2 separate regions of the Homo sapiens genome follow, and region 2 is linked to region 1. Evidence: read pairs that join two places in POLR2A ChIA-PET (ENCODE). Cell type or tissue: Panc1. All regions are shown on one strand. Links, peaks and the distances in the headings refer to the core of each region. The heading gives the core; the rest is flanking DNA. Region 1 overlaps ZBTB46 (zinc finger and BTB domain containing 46). Region 2 holds the start of LOC124904954 (a long non-coding RNA gene).

What was found. Peaks named below come from ENCODE experiments on the same cell type or tissue, not always from the same donor. Only the 100,000 strongest peaks of a DNase experiment are listed, where the experiment ranks them.
Region 2: POLR2A ChIA-PET joins it to region 1 with 9 read pairs; 2 of 35 experiments call an interaction of 5 or more read pairs at or near these places.

What each region holds. Positions count from the first base shown.
Region 1 is chr20:63,815,735-63,826,738 of GRCh38, forward strand. The region is part of intron 1 of ZBTB46 (zinc finger and BTB domain containing 46); the gene reads right to left. ZBTB46-AS1 (ZBTB46 antisense RNA 1) reads left to right here. Exons shown (of 3, transcript NR_110081.1): 2 at 5,016-5,137; 3 at 6,388-7,281. Among named protein-coding and RNA genes, the nearest start is that of ZBTB46, 10 kb to the right of the region's middle. RefSeq lists enhancers at 1-31, 32-782. In Panc1, for the core only: no CTCF peak of the experiment used is centred there; no DNase peak of the experiment used is centred there; H3K4me3 peaks cover 740 bases; H3K27ac peaks cover 1,046 bases.
Region 2 is chr20:63,672,718-63,679,541 of GRCh38, forward strand. It overlaps RTEL1 (regulator of telomere elongation helicase 1), which reads left to right. Exons shown (of 35, transcript NM_001283009.2): 10 at 1,223-1,376; 11 at 5,428-5,466; 12 at 5,551-5,629. RTEL1-TNFRSF6B (RTEL1-TNFRSF6B readthrough (NMD candidate)) reads left to right here. Exons shown (of 38, transcript NR_037882.1): 10 at 1,223-1,376; 11 at 5,428-5,466; 12 at 5,551-5,629. It overlaps LOC124904954 (a long non-coding RNA gene), which reads right to left and starts at 5,658. Exons shown (of 2, transcript XR_007067717.1): 1 at 4,927-5,658. RefSeq lists an enhancer at 3,796-3,940 and a cis regulatory region at 3,868. In Panc1, for the core only: no CTCF peak of the experiment used is centred there; no DNase peak of the experiment used is centred there.

The sequences.
Region 1 (11,004 bases), core at 2,948-7,947:
GTGCAGGTGAGCACAGGTGCAGTGGGTACAGGTGGGCACAAGTGCAGAAGGTGCAGGTGCAGTGGGTACAGATGGGCATAGGTGCAGTGAGTGCAGGTGAGCACAGGTGCAGTGAGTGCAGGTGCAGGTGGGCGCAGGTCCAGTGGGTGCAGGTGCAGTGGGCACAGGTACAGTGGACACAGGTGGGCACAGGTGCAGTGGGTGCAGGTACAGTGGGCACAGGTGCAGTGGGTGCAGGTACAGTGGGCGCAGGTGCAGTGGGCACAGGTGGGCACAGGTGCAGTGGGCGCAGGTGGGCACAGGTGCGGTGGGTGCAGGTGCGGTGGGCGCAGGTGCAGTGGGCACAGGTGGGCACAGGTGCAGTGGGCGCAGGTGCAGTGGGCGCAGGTGGGCGCAGGTGCAGTGGGTGCAGGTGCAGTGGGTGCAGGTGCGGTGGGCACAGATGCAGTGGGCACAGGTGCAGTGAGCAAGGCAAAGGGGGTGCCCAGAGGAGGGCCCGAGTCCTGCTTCGGATTGGGAGGCACAAGCAGCCGCAACACTCAGCTGCCCCTCTTGGCTCCATCTCTGCTCACCCTCAACATGACTCCCTCCCCACCCACCCCGTGTCTCTCCTCACAGGCTCACATCACCCAAGATACTCAAAGCATCTCCCCCATCTGCATAACCCAGCAAAGCAAGGACTCCATGACCTGCTGTGTACCCAGGCCAGGAACCTGACCTGCCACAGGCCCAGGGCTGCGTGCACACTGGCTGAATGCATTAGTTAATATTTTGGTGACGCTGGTTACTTGCCACCTCTGCTGTAAATAACAGCAGCGTCAAGGATACAGTGGCCACGAGAGGTAGCAGCTGCTGATGTGTGGAGAAGCCTCCATAGAGAAATACGTGTGAAAGATGCATCAAGAAAACCCAAGCTGTGATGCTGTTAAGGGCTGAAATGTGTCTGCTGAAGTCCTAAACCTGCAAACGTGACCTTATTTGGAAATAGGGTCTTTGCAAATATAATCAAGTTAAGATGAGGTCATAGTGGATTAGGGCGGGCCCTCACCCAATAGGACCAGCTTCCTTAAAAGAAAAGGAAAAGGCCAGGCCTGGCACGGTGGCTCACGCCTGTAATCCCAGCACTTTGGAAGGCTGAGGCGGGCAGATCATCTGAGGTCAGGAGTTCGAGACCAGCCTGACCAACATGGAGAAACCCCATCTCTACTAAAAATACGAAACTAGCCGGGCATGGTGGCGCATGCCTGTAATCCCAGCTACTCAGGAAGGCTGAGGCAGGAGAATCGCTTGAACCCAGGAGGCAGAGGTTGCGTTGAGCCAAGATCGCGCCACTGCAGTCCAGCCTGGGCAACAAGAGCGAAACTCAGTCTCAAAAAAAAAAAGAAAAGAAAAGAAAAGGAAAGGGCCAGATGTGGTGGCTCATGCCTGTAATCCCAACTCTTGGGGAGGCAGAGGCAGGAGGATCGCTTGAGCCCAGCATGGGCCACATAGGGAGACCCTGTCCCTACAAAAAGTAAAAAAATTAGCCAGGTATGATGGTGCATGCTTGTAGTCCCAGCTACTTGGGAGGCTGAGGCAAGAGGATCCTTGAGTCTGGGAGAAGGAGGCTACAGTGAGCTGTGCTTGTGCCACTGTACTCCAGCCTGGCCCACAGAGTGAGATCCTGTCTCAAGAAAAAAAAATAGAAAAAGAAAAAGAGGCCGGGTGCAGTGGCTCAGGCTTGTAATCCCAGCTCTTCAGGAGGCCAAGGTGGGCGGATCACCTGAGGTCAGGAGTTCGAGACCAGCCTGGGCAACATGGTGAAACCCTGTACCTACCAAAAATACAAAAAATTAGTCAGGCGTGGTGGCACACGCCTGTAATCCCAGCTACTTGGAAGGCTGAGGCAGGAGAATCGCTTAAACCTGGGAGGTGGAGGCTGCAGTGAGCTGAAATGGTGCCACTACACTCCAGCCTGGGCAGCAGAGTGAGACTCTGTCTCAAAAAAAAAAAAAAAAGGAAGAAGAAGAAAGAAGAGGAAAAAACCTGGACACCCGCAGGGGAGACTGTGTGAAGACAGAGGCAGAGGCTGGAGCGAGGCGTCTATAAGCCAAGAGGCACCAGGGACTGTGGTCAACACCTGCAGCTGAAGAGGCAGGAGGACCCTCCCCTGGAGCCTTGGGAGGAAGAGTGGCCCCGTCCACCCCGATGCTGGGTGTCAGCCTCCAGCCCTGTGACAGAATAAGGCTCTACCGTTTTCAGCCACTCAGGCCATGGTCCCATGTAACGCAGCCCCAGGAACTCGCCCAAACAGCAAGCTCACCTACAGAGACTGCACGGCACCACGCTCTGAGTGGTGGCACTGGGGGTCTTCACCCAGGACTCACATGGTCCCATCCGCCAGGGACCCTGCCTTTTGAGTCTGTAGTTTTGAGGTACACTGCAAGGGGCCCTTTGTAGAGCTGGACAAGGGCGCTGGGGTGAGAGCCACTGGCGCCATCCACGCTGCCCCTGCCAGGTGAGGCATGCCTTGACCACGGTCCTGCTGGAAAGCACGTGGCAAAGCCACCCAGAAACCAGATGCAAAGCCCAGAAGCCCTCGGTGCAGCCCCTGCATCCAAGTCACGGTCCCCTCCAGCTGGGCTGCGTAAGGAGGTCCAACCCTGGGTCTTCGTGAGGAGGAGAGCAGCGCAGTGCCGCCCCGCAGTCAGTTCTGCAGAGGGAGGGTGGGCCAGGCCAGTGCGGACCCCCAGGGCATGTTCTACAGCAACAGTGGCCACAGCTCCAGCCAACACCTGGGCACTCGCCATCTCTCCTGATAGTTATGTATTCATGTCAGCATGTCAAGAAAAGCATCACTGGCTGGTCGCGGTGGCTCATGCCTGTCATCCCAACACTTTAGGATGCCGAGGCGGACAGATCACAAGGTCAGGAGTTCGAGACCAGCCTGGCCAACATGGTGAAACCCCGTGTCTATTAAAAAAAAATGCAAAAATTAGCCGGGCATGGTGGCAGACACCTGTAATCCCAGCTACTGGGGAGGCTGAGGCAGGAGAATCGCTTGAAACTGGAAGGCAGAGGTTGCAAGGCAGAGGTTGCAGTGAGCCGAGATCGCGCCACTGCACTCCAGCCTGGGTGAAAGAACGAAACTCCAGCTCAAAAAAAAAAAAAAAAAAGAAGGCCAGGCGCAGTGGCTCAAGCCTGTAATCCCAGCACTTTGGGAGGCCAAGGTGGGCGGATCACAAGGTCAGGAGTTCAAGACCGCCTGACCAACATGGTGAAACCCCGTTTCTACTACAGAATACAAAAATTAGCCAGGCGTGGTGGTGTGCGCCTGTAATCCCAGCTACTCAGGAGGCTGAGGCAGGAGAATCGCTTGAACCCGGGAGATGGAGGTGGCAGTGAGCTGAGATCGCGCCACTGCACTCCAGCCTGGGCGACAGAGTGAGACTCTGTCTGAGAAGAGAAGAGCATCACTGAGACACCAACTCATGACTTCCTGGATGCGCTTCCTTCTTAAGACAAGGCAAAAATTAGGTGAAGTACAAAATGAGGTTGTTATCAATAACATTAAGCGAACAGAGAGCGCACCCGGGATGCTAATGGATGCTGCCTGCCAGCTTTGCTCCCTCCAGGAGCGCATCCCGAAGAAGACGAGCCAGCCCTCACCAGGGTGCAGGTGTGTGTCTCACTCAGACCCTTCCTGACCCTGAATCTCAGGCTCACCCGGAGGCGTCTGTGATCACAGCTCTGCTTCCTGTGAGGGCTCTGCCATGGGCACTCGACATGGCCTTACACAGACACAGGGTCCCACAGACGATGGGACCTCCTACCCTCCCTTCTCCCAAGGTCTCTAGCAATTTCCACACTGAAGAAAGCAAAAACAGCAACAGTGTCCCAGGGGCCAGACCAGAGGTAAACGGATTAAAACAACCACTTCTCGGCCTCCCTGAATGTTACTGCAACGTCTAGTGAAATCCAGTGAGCAGCCGTGAAAATGGCTTTAACTAGATGGGATATCAGAGTTAGTGCCACCTCGTAACTCCCTGCCTCACTCCGCCAACAAGTAAGAAAAGCAACTGGGACGCTCGGAGCACTGACAGCCGCTTTGTCAGTCACGGGACACGCATTTCACCGTCCAGCAGAGGGTGTCTGCTAATGATTTCCGAAAAGTTCTTCAAAACACTCCGAAGTACAGAACAAGTCTACATACAAACTAAAATAAAAGCAACGAAATACTATAGATGTATTTCCATATATCACCGTAGGCAGCGAAACATAACCATTTCCTCAGGCAAAAACATGCAAACTCCCAGTGTATGACGTTAGCAACGTATAACGAAGAAAAGAAAGCAAAAGTCATAAAAACAGTAAACAGGCACACTTTTTTTTTTGTTTGAGACGAAGTCTCGCTCTGTCACCCAGGCTGGAGTGCAGTGGCACGATTTCGGCTCACTGCAAGCTCTGCCTCCCAGGTTCACGCCATTCTCCCACCTCAGCCTCCTGAGTAGCTGGGACTACAGGCACCCGCCACCACACCCAGCTAATTTTGTTTTTTTGTATTTTTAATAGAGACGGGGTTCCACTATGTTAGCCAGGATGGTCTCGATCTCCTGACCTCATGATCCGCCTGCCTCGGCCTCCCAAAGTGCTGGGATTACAGGCATGAGACACCGCGCCTGGCCAATGTAAACAGGCACACTTTTTAAGAAGTATATTATATATATATATTTTTTTTTTGAGACAGAGTTTTGCTCTTGTTGCCCAAGCTGGAGTGCAGTGGTGCAATCTCGGCTCACACAACCTCCACCTCCCCAGTTCAAGCGATTCTCCTGCCTCAGCCTCCCGAGTAGCTGGATTACAGGCGCGCCACCATGCCCAGCTAATTTTGAATGTTTGGTAGAGACCGGGTTTCTCCATGTTGGTCAGGCTGATCTCGAACTCCCGACCTCAGGTGATCCGCCCACCTGGGCCTTCCAAAGTTCTGGGATTACAGGCGTGAGCCACCGCGCCCAGCCTATTTATTATTTTTTTAGATGGAGCCTCACACTGTTGCCCAGGCTGGAGTGCCACAGCACGATCTCGGCTCACTGCAATCTCTGCTTCCCAGGTTCAAGCGATTCTCCTGCCTCATCCTCCCGAAGATCTGGGACTACAGGTGTCTGCCCCCATGCATGGCTAATTTTTTTTTTTTTTTAGATGGAGTTTCGCTCTTGTTGCCCAGGCTAGAGTGCAATGGTGCGATCTCAGCTCACTGCAACCTCCGCCTCCCAGGTTCAAAAGATTCTCCTGCCTCAGCCTCCCAAGTAGCTGGGATTACAGGCATGCGCCATCACGCCCAGCTAATTTTTGTATTTTTAGTAGAGACGGGGTTTCACCATGTTGGCCAAGATGGTCTCAATCTCTTGACCTCATGATCCGCCCGCCTCAGCCTCCCAAAGTATTACAGGCGTGAGCCACTGCGCCCGGCCTTTTTTTTTTTTTTCAGTAGAGACAGGGCTTCACGATGTTGGCCAAGACAAACTCCTAACCTCAGGATCCACCCACCTCAGCCTCCAAAGTGCTGGGATTACAGGCCTGAGCCCCTGTGCCTGGCCATTATTACTATTATTATTTTTTATTTTAGAGAGGGTCTTGCTGTGTTGCCCAGGGTGGCCTTAAACTCCTGGGCTCAAACGCTCCTCCTGCCTCAGCCTCCTGAGCAGCTGGGACTACAAGCAGGCACGCTTTTTTTTTTTTTTCTGAGACGGAGTTTCCCTCTTGTTGCCCAGGCTGGAGTGCAATGGTGCGCTCTCAGCTCACTGCAACCTCCACCTCCCAGGTTCAAGTGATTCTCCTGCCTCAGCCTCCCAAGTAGCTGGGATTACAGGTGTGTGCCACCACGCACAGCTAATTTTTTTGTGTATATATTTTTAGTATAAATGGGGTTTCACCATGTCAGCCAGGCTAGTCTCAAACTCCTGACCTCAGGTGATCTGCCCACCTCGGCCTCCCAAAGTGCTGGGATTACAGGTGTAAGCCACCATGTCTGGTCCAGGCTCACTTTTAATAAGGTGATGCTAAACAGAAATACTTAAAGTACAGAGTAACATTAACCTGAAATGTTTCATTCACTTTGGAAAAAAACAACAGCCACTGTTTAGGAAGCACCGAGGCGGTTTTAAATATCCTGACTCCCTTAGTTTCCCTTCAGAAATAAAAACCTTTGTGATATCACTAACAATTCTCAGAGCACAAGGCTGTCCCGCAGCCTGCCCCAAGCACTTACTCACCAGAAAAACCCAGCCAGTCACTCAGCACACTGCGAGAACTTACACCTTTAACTTCCCCTATCTAAGAAGCTTTTTGCGGGAAAAATTACCATCTGTGCTTTTACTCAATAGTGAGCTCTTACCATTAACATTTTAGAAACATGAACACAGCCCTGATCAAGCGGAACCGATACACTCCCGAAACAGGCAGAAAATCCTAAACACACTTGCAGCACCAGCCAGCAAAGCTGCACTCACAGCGTCGGGAACCGGAGGTGGCTGGGAGAACCGGGAATAAACGACGGGACACACGTCCAGCCTTCCTGAGTTCAAGCGCCCTGAATTCACCCACCAGCACACCCATGGGGGAGACGGGCACTTTTGTATGTGACACGGGCCCCCAATGAGAAAAGCCTGGGGTGCTCTCCCTAGAGCTGACACGTGTACACGCATGCAAAACCCAGCCCTGGGACTGATGGGCTCTAGGCCCCGACAAAGGAGCACAGGAGGCCTATTCCATTTCAGTACAATGGGTTCCGTGATTGGCCAAGGCTGGGCTCAGTCCTACACCAGACTGACAGCTTCCTCACCCTCCCACGCTTGGGTTTAAAGACATGTCCACAGGAAGATGCACCATCAGTCAACGGCTGCTGTTAGGAGAAACAGGAACAGCACTGACCACACGGCGAGCACAGGACACGGCCAACCCGGCAAGCACGAAAACATGAGAGTGAAGCCTACAGTGAGTCTCGGAATTCCAGACCACGGGCCAGGTGCTATGGCTCACACCTGTCGTCCCAGCACTTTGGGAGGCTGAGGCAGGATGAATGCTTGAGCCCAGGAGTTTGAGACCAGCCTGGGCAACACAGCGAGACCCTGTCTGTACAAAACATGTTTTAAAAATGGAAACAAAAAGTCGGGAGCGGTGGCACACACCTGTCATCCTAGCACTTTGGGAAGCCGAGACGGGTGGATCACTTAAGCTCAGGAGTTCGAGACCAGCCTGGGCAACATGGACAAACCCCGTCTGTACTAAAACTTAAAAAAAAAATTAGCTGGGCATGGTGGCGCGCACCTGTGATCCCAGTTACTCAGGAGGCTGAGGCAGCAGGAGAATCACTTGAAACCGAGAGGTGGAGATTGCAGTGAGCCAAAACTGCACCACTGCACTCCAGCCTGAGCGACAGAGCGAGACTCCACCTCAAAAATACATACATAAAATAAAAATAAAAATGGGAACAAAAGGCCAGGCACAGTGGCTCACTGTCATCCCGGTACTTTGGGGGTTCCAGGTGGGCAGATGGGGGTGCACTCGCGCTCAGGAGTTCAAGACCAGCGTGGGCAACATGGCAAAACCTGGTCTCTACTAAAAAAAGTACAAAAATTAGCAGGGTGTGGTGGCACACGCCTATAATCCTAGCTACTCAGGAGACTGAGGCACAAGAATCACTTGAGCCCAGGAAGCAGAGGTTGCAGTGAGCCAAGATCACGCCACTGCATTCCAGCCTTAGCGACAGAGTGAGACCCTGTCTCAAAAAAATAAATAAATAAATAAGATAAAATAAAAATAAAACAAAAATAAAAAAATTGGCCGGGTGTGGTGGTGCGTGCTTGTAGTCCCAGGTACTCAGGAGGCAGAGGTGGGAGGATCACCTTAGCCCAGGTCGAGGCCGCAGTGAGCCATGACTGTGCCACTGCACTCCAGCCTGGGCAACAGAACGAGGCCCCTTCTCAAAAAAAAATTAAATAATTCAGACCAGAAAAAAGGACAATATCCACGTCACACTGCATCCCTGACCACACACTTCCCAGAACAAGTTTTCTCGTTGTGGTGTCTTCCAATTCCTTTTCCTCTGTCCTGATTCCTGTCCTGACCTTTGTCCTCTAGGAACCTTGTGTGTGTGTGTGTGTGTGTGTGTGTGTGTTCTTTGGGACTGCTCCGTTTTCTGTTTGTAAAAGGAAATGTAAACCGTTGAATGGGCTCCCCACAGGACTAACGTAAACGACCAGATTACACTTGAGAAGTGGAGATTTTGAGTGCAGAGAGGAGGCTGTAGGCGAATCAAGGCTTCTTTAGAGACCAGAGGCTCAGGGCAGGGTCGCTGGCCAAAGTCCTCTGTTTCCTTGAATGGGTAACAAGCAGACACGTCCCACCTAAGCATCAGGGCCACCTTCGAGGTTGAGCAGCCGGCCTCCCTGAAGCATGGGAAATTCCGAGTCTTGTGGGTCTGCAGATTCCACACTGAAATGGGAGGAGGAAGAAATGGGGCTGGACCTGGACAAACAAGTGCCTTCTTCAGCCAGTCTGTCCTCCACCCCTAAAGGAGCTGAATAATCTCTACTTCTTTCGAAAATACCTAAGCTGGCTTTGAACTTGCCAAATAAAAGGATACTGCCATTCACCAGATTCAATAATTTAAATGGCATGGAAAGAGAACACCCATTTTATTCAAATAGGGCCACACCAAGACAAGAAAGACTACAGACCATGTTGTCTTGAAAGCTAATTTAGCAAATATCAGAAAAACTCACTTGGCGGTTGCCACAAAAGCCCTGAACCACGCCCTTTTTCCTGAAAGCTCAGGGTCTGCAGGACAACTCAGAGGTTCTAATCCCACCCAAAATTTCACGTGGCCAAGGAACACTTACCGCCTTCCCCCACCCCCGTTCTTCTGGGTGCTCTGAGAGGTGATGTTTCCATCACTGCACCCCCATCTCACCGTCATCAAACCCTCCCTCCCCCATCTTCCCATCACTGCACCCCCATCTCACCGTCATCAAACCCTCCCTCCCCCATCTTCCCATCACTGCACCCCCATCTCACCGTCATCAAACCCTCCCTCCCCCATCTTCCCATCACTGCACCCCCGTCTCACCGTCATCAAACCCTCCCTCCCCCATCTTCCCATCACTGCACCCCCGTCTCACCGTCATCAAACCCTCCCTCCCCCATCTTCCCATCACTGCACCCCCGTCTCACCGTCATCAAACCCTCCCTCCCCCATCTTCCCATCACTGCACCCCCGTCTCACCGTCATCAAACCCTCCCTCCCCCATCTTCCCATCACTGCACCCCCGTCTCACCGTCATCAAACCCTCCCTCCCCCATCTTCCCATCACTGCACCCCCATCTCACCATCATCAAACCCTTCCTGGCTGGGTGCAGTAGCTCATGCCTGTAATCCCAGCACTTTGGGAGACCGAGGCAGGCGGATCACTTGAGGTCAGGAGTTCAAGACCAGCCTGGCCAACATGATGAAACCCCATCTCTACTAAAAATACAAAAATTAGCCGGGCGTGGTGGCGGATGCCCATAATCCCAGCTTCTAGGGAGGCCAAGGCAGGAGATTCGCTTGAACCCGGGAGGCAGAGGTTGTAATGAGCCGAGATCTCGTCACTGCACTCCAGCCTGGGGGACAGAACAAGACTCCGTCTCAAAAAAAAAAAAAAAAACCCTCCCTCCCGCCCACCATCTCACTACCATCAAACCCCTCCCTCCCGGCTTCCCAGGGCCAGTTGTCCCCATGCTGCACAAACAGCCCTGGGCACTTTGTGTCAACAACTCTGTTTTCTGGTTCTATCCCTGCACTTGCTGTTCCTCCAACCAGAACAGCCTTGCTCCACTTCTCAGCCTCTGCAAAGCGGCTGGCTATGGCCAATGAGTGGATTATGAGTGTGTTTCTAGAAAGCCTGTGTGTCTGGATGTGCCCCTCCACAGCCCAGAAATCAACAACCAGGCCTTCGAGTTTCTTCATAACTCAGAAGCTTCTAATCTCTGTGACTTTTTGTGGGATTCTTTCAGGGAAGTCAGTTGGGAAAGCGGCGAATCAACACTGCGACAGGTAATGCTTAGCTTGGGCCGACTTCTCGTTCTTCTGCCCAGTTAAGAGCCATAGTTTTGCTCCCCATGCCCCAGCAGATAAGCAAAGCCTCTGTCCATCCGGCGGGTGACCCACACTAAGAAGACGACTTGCCCAGAGTAACGTGGGCCACGCGGTCCAGGTGTGTCCACCTCTCACAAAGGCAGCTGTCAACACCGGGAGTTCCTAAGCCCTCTGCACGTAGCCCAAGGCACAGCAGTGCCCCTCTCCACATCTCCACAGAGGAGCACCGACGCAGGCCTCGTGTGCAGCGATATGCCAGCGAATGGGAAGGCTTTCTGTGCAAGAGGCTTCATTTTCTTCATTTTCTTCAGAGTGGTTGGAAGAGATGATGTGATGCACTTTTGTAAACGAAAATGTCTTACAAACAAAGTATCTGTGTGTCCCATGCAAGCAGCAATGCTGCCCGACTTTCAGATAAATGAAGACATTTTTAGAAACTGATTGTTCACACACATATGTGGCTCTTTTCCATTTTGGGGGAAACTGAGAAGGACTGAGTCGCTAGTAAGTCAGAGATGCTCAAAGAGAAACCAAGAGGAGCCCGGGGGCGACACCTGGGCCGACAATGACAGGCCCAGAGAAGAAATGCTTTGGCTGGGCACGGTGGCTCATGCCTGTAATCCCAGCACTTTGGGAGGCCGAGGCGGGTGAATCATGAGGTCAGGAGATCGAGACCATCCTGGCTAACATGGTGAAACCCCATCTCTACTTAAAAAAAAAAAAAAAATTAGCCGGGCATGTTGGCAGACGCCTGTAGTCCCAGCTACTCCGGAGGCTGAGGCAGGAGAATGGGGTGAACCCGGAAGGTGGAGCTTGCAGTGAGCCGACATCGCGCCGCTGCACTCCAGCCTGCGCGACAGAGCGAGACTCCCTCTCAAAAAAAGAAATGC
Region 2 (6,824 bases), core at 1-5,000, 150 kb before region 1:
TGAAGCCCTAGGTGCCCAGGACTGGGGACTGAGCACACCAGGAGCTTCTGCCACCCCCTCCCGCCCTGATCCGATGCCTCTGCTGGGGCTGGAGACTGGCCAGCTGGGCCAGGGACCTGCCCGTCAGGCGCAGGGCCCCCACAGGCCGCTCACCAGACCCTTTCCCTCCAGCCAGCTCGGGGTCAGCCTGGGCCAGGGCTGTCTCCTCTGCCCTCGGCAGCAGCAGGCTTGTGGTCTTGCCTGCAGTGTCTCTGCCCTTCCGGCCACATGGCTTGAGACTGAGGCAGGAGAATCGCTTGAACCTTGGAGGCAGAGGCTGCAGTGAGCCAGGATCACACCACTGCATTCCAGCCTGGGTGACAAAGCGGGATTCTGTGTCAAAAAAAAAAATGTTGACTGGGCGCGCTAGCTCATGCCTATAATCCCAGCACTTTGGGAGGCTGAGGTGGGCGGATCACGAGGTCAAGAGATCAAGACCATCCTGGCCAACATAGTGAAACACCGTCTCTACTAAAAATACAAAAAAATTAGCTGGGCGTGGTGGCGTGTGCCTATAGTCCCAGCTACTCAGGAGGCTGAGGCAGGAGAATCACTCGAACCCAGGAGGTAGAGGTTGCAATGAGCCAAGATCACACCACTGTACTCCAGCCTGGTGACAGAGCAAGACTCCGTCTCAAAAAAAATAAAATCAAAAAGAATAATTGGCAATTCCAGTGAAATAATTGTTTGTTTGTTTGTTGAGACAGGGTCTCCTTCTGTCGTCCAGGCTGGAGTTCAGTGGTATGATCTTGGCCCACTGCAACCTCCACCTCCTGGGCTCAAGCCATCCTCCCACCTCAGCCTCCCGAGTAGCCGGGACTACAGGTGCACACCACCACGCCCGGCTAATTTTTGTATTTTTTGTAGAGGCGGGGTTTCCCAGCGTTGCCCAGGCTGGTCTTGAACCCCTGAGCTCAAGTGATCTGCCCACCTTGGCCTCCCAAAGTGCTGGGATTACAGGTGTGAGCCACCGCGCCCGGCCTGAAACAATCGTTTCTAAATATTGGTGTGGGCCACACAGTCATGTTTGGACCTACTTGTGGCCTTTTACAGACCCCAGGCCAAGGCTTTGGGAACTTGGCTGTCAGCCTCCTGTGCCTTCTGCACCCCCACCCCATTTCTGCTTTCTGGAACCCCCGATCCTGTCCTGTTCTGTGGTGATTCGGGTGTGCTTGGGCTCTAGGAGAAGATGTGTGAAGAATCGGCATCCTTTGACCTGACTCCCCATGACCTGGCTTCAGGACTGGACGTCATAGACCAGGTGCTGGAGGAGCAGACCAAGGCAGCGCAGCAGGGTGAGCCCCACCCGGAGTTCAGCGCGGACTCCCCCAGCCCAGGTGCGTTCATAGCCAGACTGCTTGGTCCTGAGGCCTGCGCTGCTGCAGGGTGAGCCCCACCCGGAGTTCAGCACGGACTCCCCCAGCCCAGGTGCGTTCATAGCCAGGCTGCTTGGTCCTGAGGCCCGTGCTACTGCAGTGGGCAGCCTGCCCTGTGGCTGTGTGTGGTCGGCCTGGGCACCATCTATTCAGGCTGGCACTGCAGGGCATCCGCTTCTCTCAGAGGCTTCTTGGGTGTGAATTCTTCAGGGTCCTGTAGCCTGTGGAAGGGCTGGTATTGTTCAGTAGTTCTGGTATTTTCCAAAGACCTATGTCTTCTCCCAGCCAGTATCAACTTGGCCTCTACTGTGTAAAACTGGAAAACTCTACTTTGTGAAGCTGAGTTGGGAGCATCGCTTGAGGCCAGGAGTTTGAGACCAGCCTGGGCAACATGGCGGAACCTCGCCCCTGCCAAAAAATTAGCCAGGTGTGGTGGTGTGCTCCTGTGGTCCAAGCTTTTCCGGAGGCCGAAGTGGGAGGCGTGCTTGAGCCTGGGAGGCAGAGCTTCCGGTGCCCCAGATGACTCCACTGCACTCCAGCCTGGGCGGCAGAGTGAGGCCATCTCAAAAAAAAAAAAAAGGAAAACTAAATATATTCACTGTAAGGGCATTTTGCATCTTTAAATGACCCACAAATCTGGCATGCATCAGCTGCTCTGCCTGTAGGTTCCTTCCCAGTGTTTGTCCAGAGGTGTATTTCCACACAGCGCTAGTCACGGCATACGTGGAAAACGTGGAAACCCTTCATGGATGTTGTCAGTTGGTCTATATTTTCTTTCTTTTTTTTTTTTTTGAGATGGAGTTTCACTTTTGTTGCCCAGGCTGGAGTGCAATGGCGCGATCTTGGCTCACTGCAACCTCCGCCTCCTGGGTTCAAGCAATTCTCCTGCCTCAGCCTCCCAAGTAGCTGGGATCACAGGCGTGCACCACCACGCCCAGCTAATTTTGTATTTTTAGTAGAGATGGTTTCTCCGTGTTGGCCAGGCTGGTCTCGAACTCCTGACCTCACGTGATCCACCCGCTTCGGCCTCCCAAAGTGCTGGGATTACAGGCGTGAGCCGCCACGCCCGGCCTTTGTCCATATTTTCTACATGGCTTCTGTAAACAGCTGACTAGGAGTCTGTGTGAATATCTTCATAGGTTCTGCTGTGACACTACTTGCTCGTGAGCATCTCCAGGTGTAAACAGCATCAGCTTCCCCCATTTTCCTTTAAAATCGCACATGTGGACGGACACCACGGGGACCCTGGACCCTGGGGAGCCCCGTCCTCACCCTTCTCACCAGGATGGCTGCTTGGTAGAGAGTGAGTTTGCAAAGTTGGCATTTGTTTAGTACAGAAGTTATCAGGTGTTCTGGCTTTAGAATCCCTTTATATATATATATATATACATATATTTAAGTGACAGGGTCTCACTCTGTTGCCCAGGCTGGAATGTGGTGGTACAATCAAAGTTCCCTGTAGCCTCGGCCTCCTGGGCTCATGGGATCTTCCCGTCTCAGCGTCTTAAAGCGCCGGGACCACAGGTGTGCACCACTGCCACCGGCTCTCAAGATTGCCACGCAGGGAGTTGCAGTGGGGGAAGGGGTTCCTGGGACTTTGAACGCTCCACCTCCCTCCTCTCCACAGTCCCCCAACCCCACCTCTCTAACGGGGTGGACGGCCGCCTCTTTCCATCCTTCGCTTGGCGCAGGGTGGGGAGAGTGACAGGTCTCCTTCCCTCATCTCGGCAGCTGCCATTTCATCGCTTACATAACGTGGGAGAAACATCCACCCACCCCCAGGCCTGTGTGAACATCACCACGGGGCCTTCTCCACTCTTCAGTTTTGTTAGTTACTTGATGTGCAGGGCTTTTTGTTGTAACTAGTGGGGGACGTGTGGTGGGGTGGGCTTCTGCCATCTCATTCAGGACCAGAACTTCAGTTTTCATCCCTATCTGTTCCCCCACCCCTTTGGAGATGGGGTCTCACTCTGTCACCCAGGCTGGAGAGCGGTGGTGCCATCACGGCTCACTGCAGCCTCCACCTCCTGCAGCCTCCACCTCTTGGGCTCAAGTGATCCTCCTGCCTCGGCCTCCCAAGCTCCTGGGACTACAGGCGTGTGCCACTGTGCTTGGCAGGGTCCATTCTTTTCCTCACACTTTATTTATTGAAGAGCCCAGGCCGTTTACCCTGCAGAGTCGGAATCTGTACAGGAGGGGCAGCCACACGAGTTCCCCGGTTTACTCTGAACTTAGGTGGCTTGAGGGCCCCAGTTAGACTGCGGCCACCGTTTGCCGGGCTCCAGATGGGACGTCCTTTCTATCAGAAGGCTCACAGTATCTCCTTTCCCGTTTCTTCCCATGTGAACATTGTTGCTGCTGAACACCTGAATATGTTAATCACTGGGGGCTTGCAAGATGGCAGTGTGCTAATTCCATCATCTAGTCAGTTAGCAGGAATAACTTAGGACCACGCCCTGCACCATATCAGCTATGTGGTGATCCCATTCACACAGGAAAGGTGGGACAAATGCTGGGGGTGGGCCGGGTGTGCTGTCTCACACCTGTCATCCCAGCACTTTGGGAGGCCCAGGCAGGCGGATCACGAGGTCAGAGATTGAGACCATCCTGGCCAACACGGTGAAACCCCGTCTCTACTAAAAATACAAAAAAATTAGCCAGGTGTGGTGGTGCATGCTTGTAATCCCAGCTACTTGGGAGGCTGAGGCAGGAGAATCACTTGAACCCAGGAGGCGGAGGTTGCAGTGAGCCGAGATCGCACCATTGCACTCCAGCCTGGCGACAGAGCGAGACTCCGTCTCAAAAATCAATCAGTCAATCAAGTGTCATCACTGAATGTTTGTGTGTGAACGTGGGGATTGGTCCTGCCCCATGCTCCCTCCTGAATCTCACTCCTGACCTCAGTTGCTGCACCTTGAGGTGTTTTCATGTGGGCTCTTGTGTCCTGACCCCGGCGGTTGTGGCCTCTTTGCTGTCTGGGAGTCAGGATTTTTCACACTCATGTCCTGCTCCAGACCTGGAATCAGCCAAGTCTCCAAGAAGCCCTGCTTTCTTTTCCTGCAAGACGGTATTTCAAGACCCGCCATGCGGCAGCGGGTTGGTCATGGTTACTGGGTTGGTCGTTGTTACTGGGTGTTTTCGTGGAGATACAGCCATACGCACAGGTGTGTTCACAAATGTTAATTCTAAAGGTCAAACACCCGGCCAGGCATAAGGGCTCAGCGGTAATCCCAGCACTTTGGGAGACCAAGACTGGTGGATCACCTGAGGTCAGGAGTTTAAGACCAGCCTGAGCAACAGGGTGAAACCCCATCTCTACTAAAAATGCGAAAATTAGCCGGGCATGGTGGCGCACACCTATAGTCCCAGCTAGTCGGGAGACAGACACGAGAATTGCTTGAACCTGGGACATGGAGGTTGCAGTGAGCAGAGATGGCGCTGCTGCACCCCTGCCTGGGTGACAGAGTGACACCCTGTCTCAAAAATGAATAGATAAATAAAGATAAAACACCTGCTCCTCTTGGTGTCTCCAGTTTGGATTTGGCCTGTGTAGCCTCTTCCTTCGCCTGTTGGTGGATTTGGCCTGCACGGATTCTGTGTGGCCTCTTCCTTCCCCTGTTGGTGGATTTGGCCTGCACGGATTCTGTGTGGCCTCTTCCTTCCCCTGTTGGTGGATTTGGCCTGCACGGATTCTGTGTGGCCTCTTCCTTCCCCTGTTGGTGGATTTGGCCTGCACGGATTCTGTGTGGCCTCTTCCTTCCCCTGTTGGTGGATTTGGCCTGCACGGATTCTGTGTGGCCTCTTCCTTCCCCTGTTGGTGGATTTGGCCTGCACGGATTCTGTGTGGCCTCTTCCTTCCCATGTTGGTGGATTTGGCCTGCATGGATTCTGTGTGGCCTCTTCCTTTCCATGTTGGTGTCCTTTTTTCCATGCCAGGAATCCTGGTTCTCAAGGGCGGGGTTGTTGGCACGAGCGTGATGCAGACTGCCTTTGCTGCCTTTCTCTTGCCCAGGGCTGAACATGGAGCTGGAAGACATTGCAAAGCTGAAGAGTAAGTGTTGCCCTCCCCGCCTCCTTGCAGCTGGGTGGGGCCTCCTCCTTGCGAGGAGGTGGGTGACACCTCCTCGACCCACAGTGATCCTGCTGCGCCTGGAGGGGGCCATCGATGCTGTTGAGCTGCCTGGAGACGACAGCGGTGTCACCAAGCCAGGGAGGTGAGAGGCGGGGAGCCAGCCCCTTCACTGCAGGCCCAGCCTAGAGCTAGAAACGGGCCATGGTGCAGTCCTGGGCTGTCACATCACGAGTGAGGCCTGTTTTCAGGCCTGTTTTCCCTTTTTGAGACCTGGGAGGAGCACCTGCTTTGCATGATCTGGTTGCTGAGATGTTGAGAGGAGCAGCACACACTCCCACGGGACAGCACACAGCCCCCCACGGAACGGCACACACACCCATGGAACAGCACACACACTCCCACGAACAGCACACACACTCCCACGAACAGCACACACACTCCCACGGAACAGCACACACACCCACGGAACGGCACACACACCCACGGAACAGCACACACACTCCCACGGAACAGCACACACACCCACGGAACGGCACACACTCCCACGGAACGGCACACTCTCCCACGGAACAGCACACTCTCCCACGGAACAGCACACACACTCCCACGGAACAGCACACACACCCACGGAACGGCACACACTCCCACGGAACAGCAGACTCTCCCACGGAACAGCACACACACTCCCACAGACAGCACACACACACCCACGGAACAGCACACTCTCCCACGCGGGGCCGCTGGGTTTCCTGCAGTTTCTCCTCCTCCAGGCCTTTCCCTGGACCCTGGTCCAGTCCGTCATTTGAGCACAGGTGCCTGTTAGAACGAGACCTTCTTGTTAGGACGATGAGTGTCCCAGCCACCACCTCTTTTGGACTCCGGGAGGCCTGGAACGTTCTGAACGCTCCGTGGGGCTCCAGTCTTCTCCGCAGCCAGGGCAGCAGGGTTTGCTGTCTGTCCTGCAGGCAGATGAGGAGTCAGGGCTGGGGCCTGTGTGGGGGCTCTCCTGAGCGCACAGCCGCCGAGGTGGAGCGTGTTCTGCCTGAGCGCCGACCTGGTCGGGGGAATCCCAGTTGCTTCCAGGTGGAGCCACTGTCCTCAGCGTAATGCTCAAGGCTCTGGCCTGGCTCCTCGGCCACCCTGCACCCTCAGGGTCCCCTCCTGTAGCTTCTGCTGCCCCATCACTGTCACTCTCCAAAGCTTTGGGGACTCTGCCCAGAGCCACCGCCTCCCAGAAGCCCCTGACAACCTCTTGACGACCCCCTAGTGACCCCATCCCTCCCCTCTGACGGCGGCCCCTGCTCTGAGGCGGCTTCTTTTCCTCGGTGCTGTTCTCG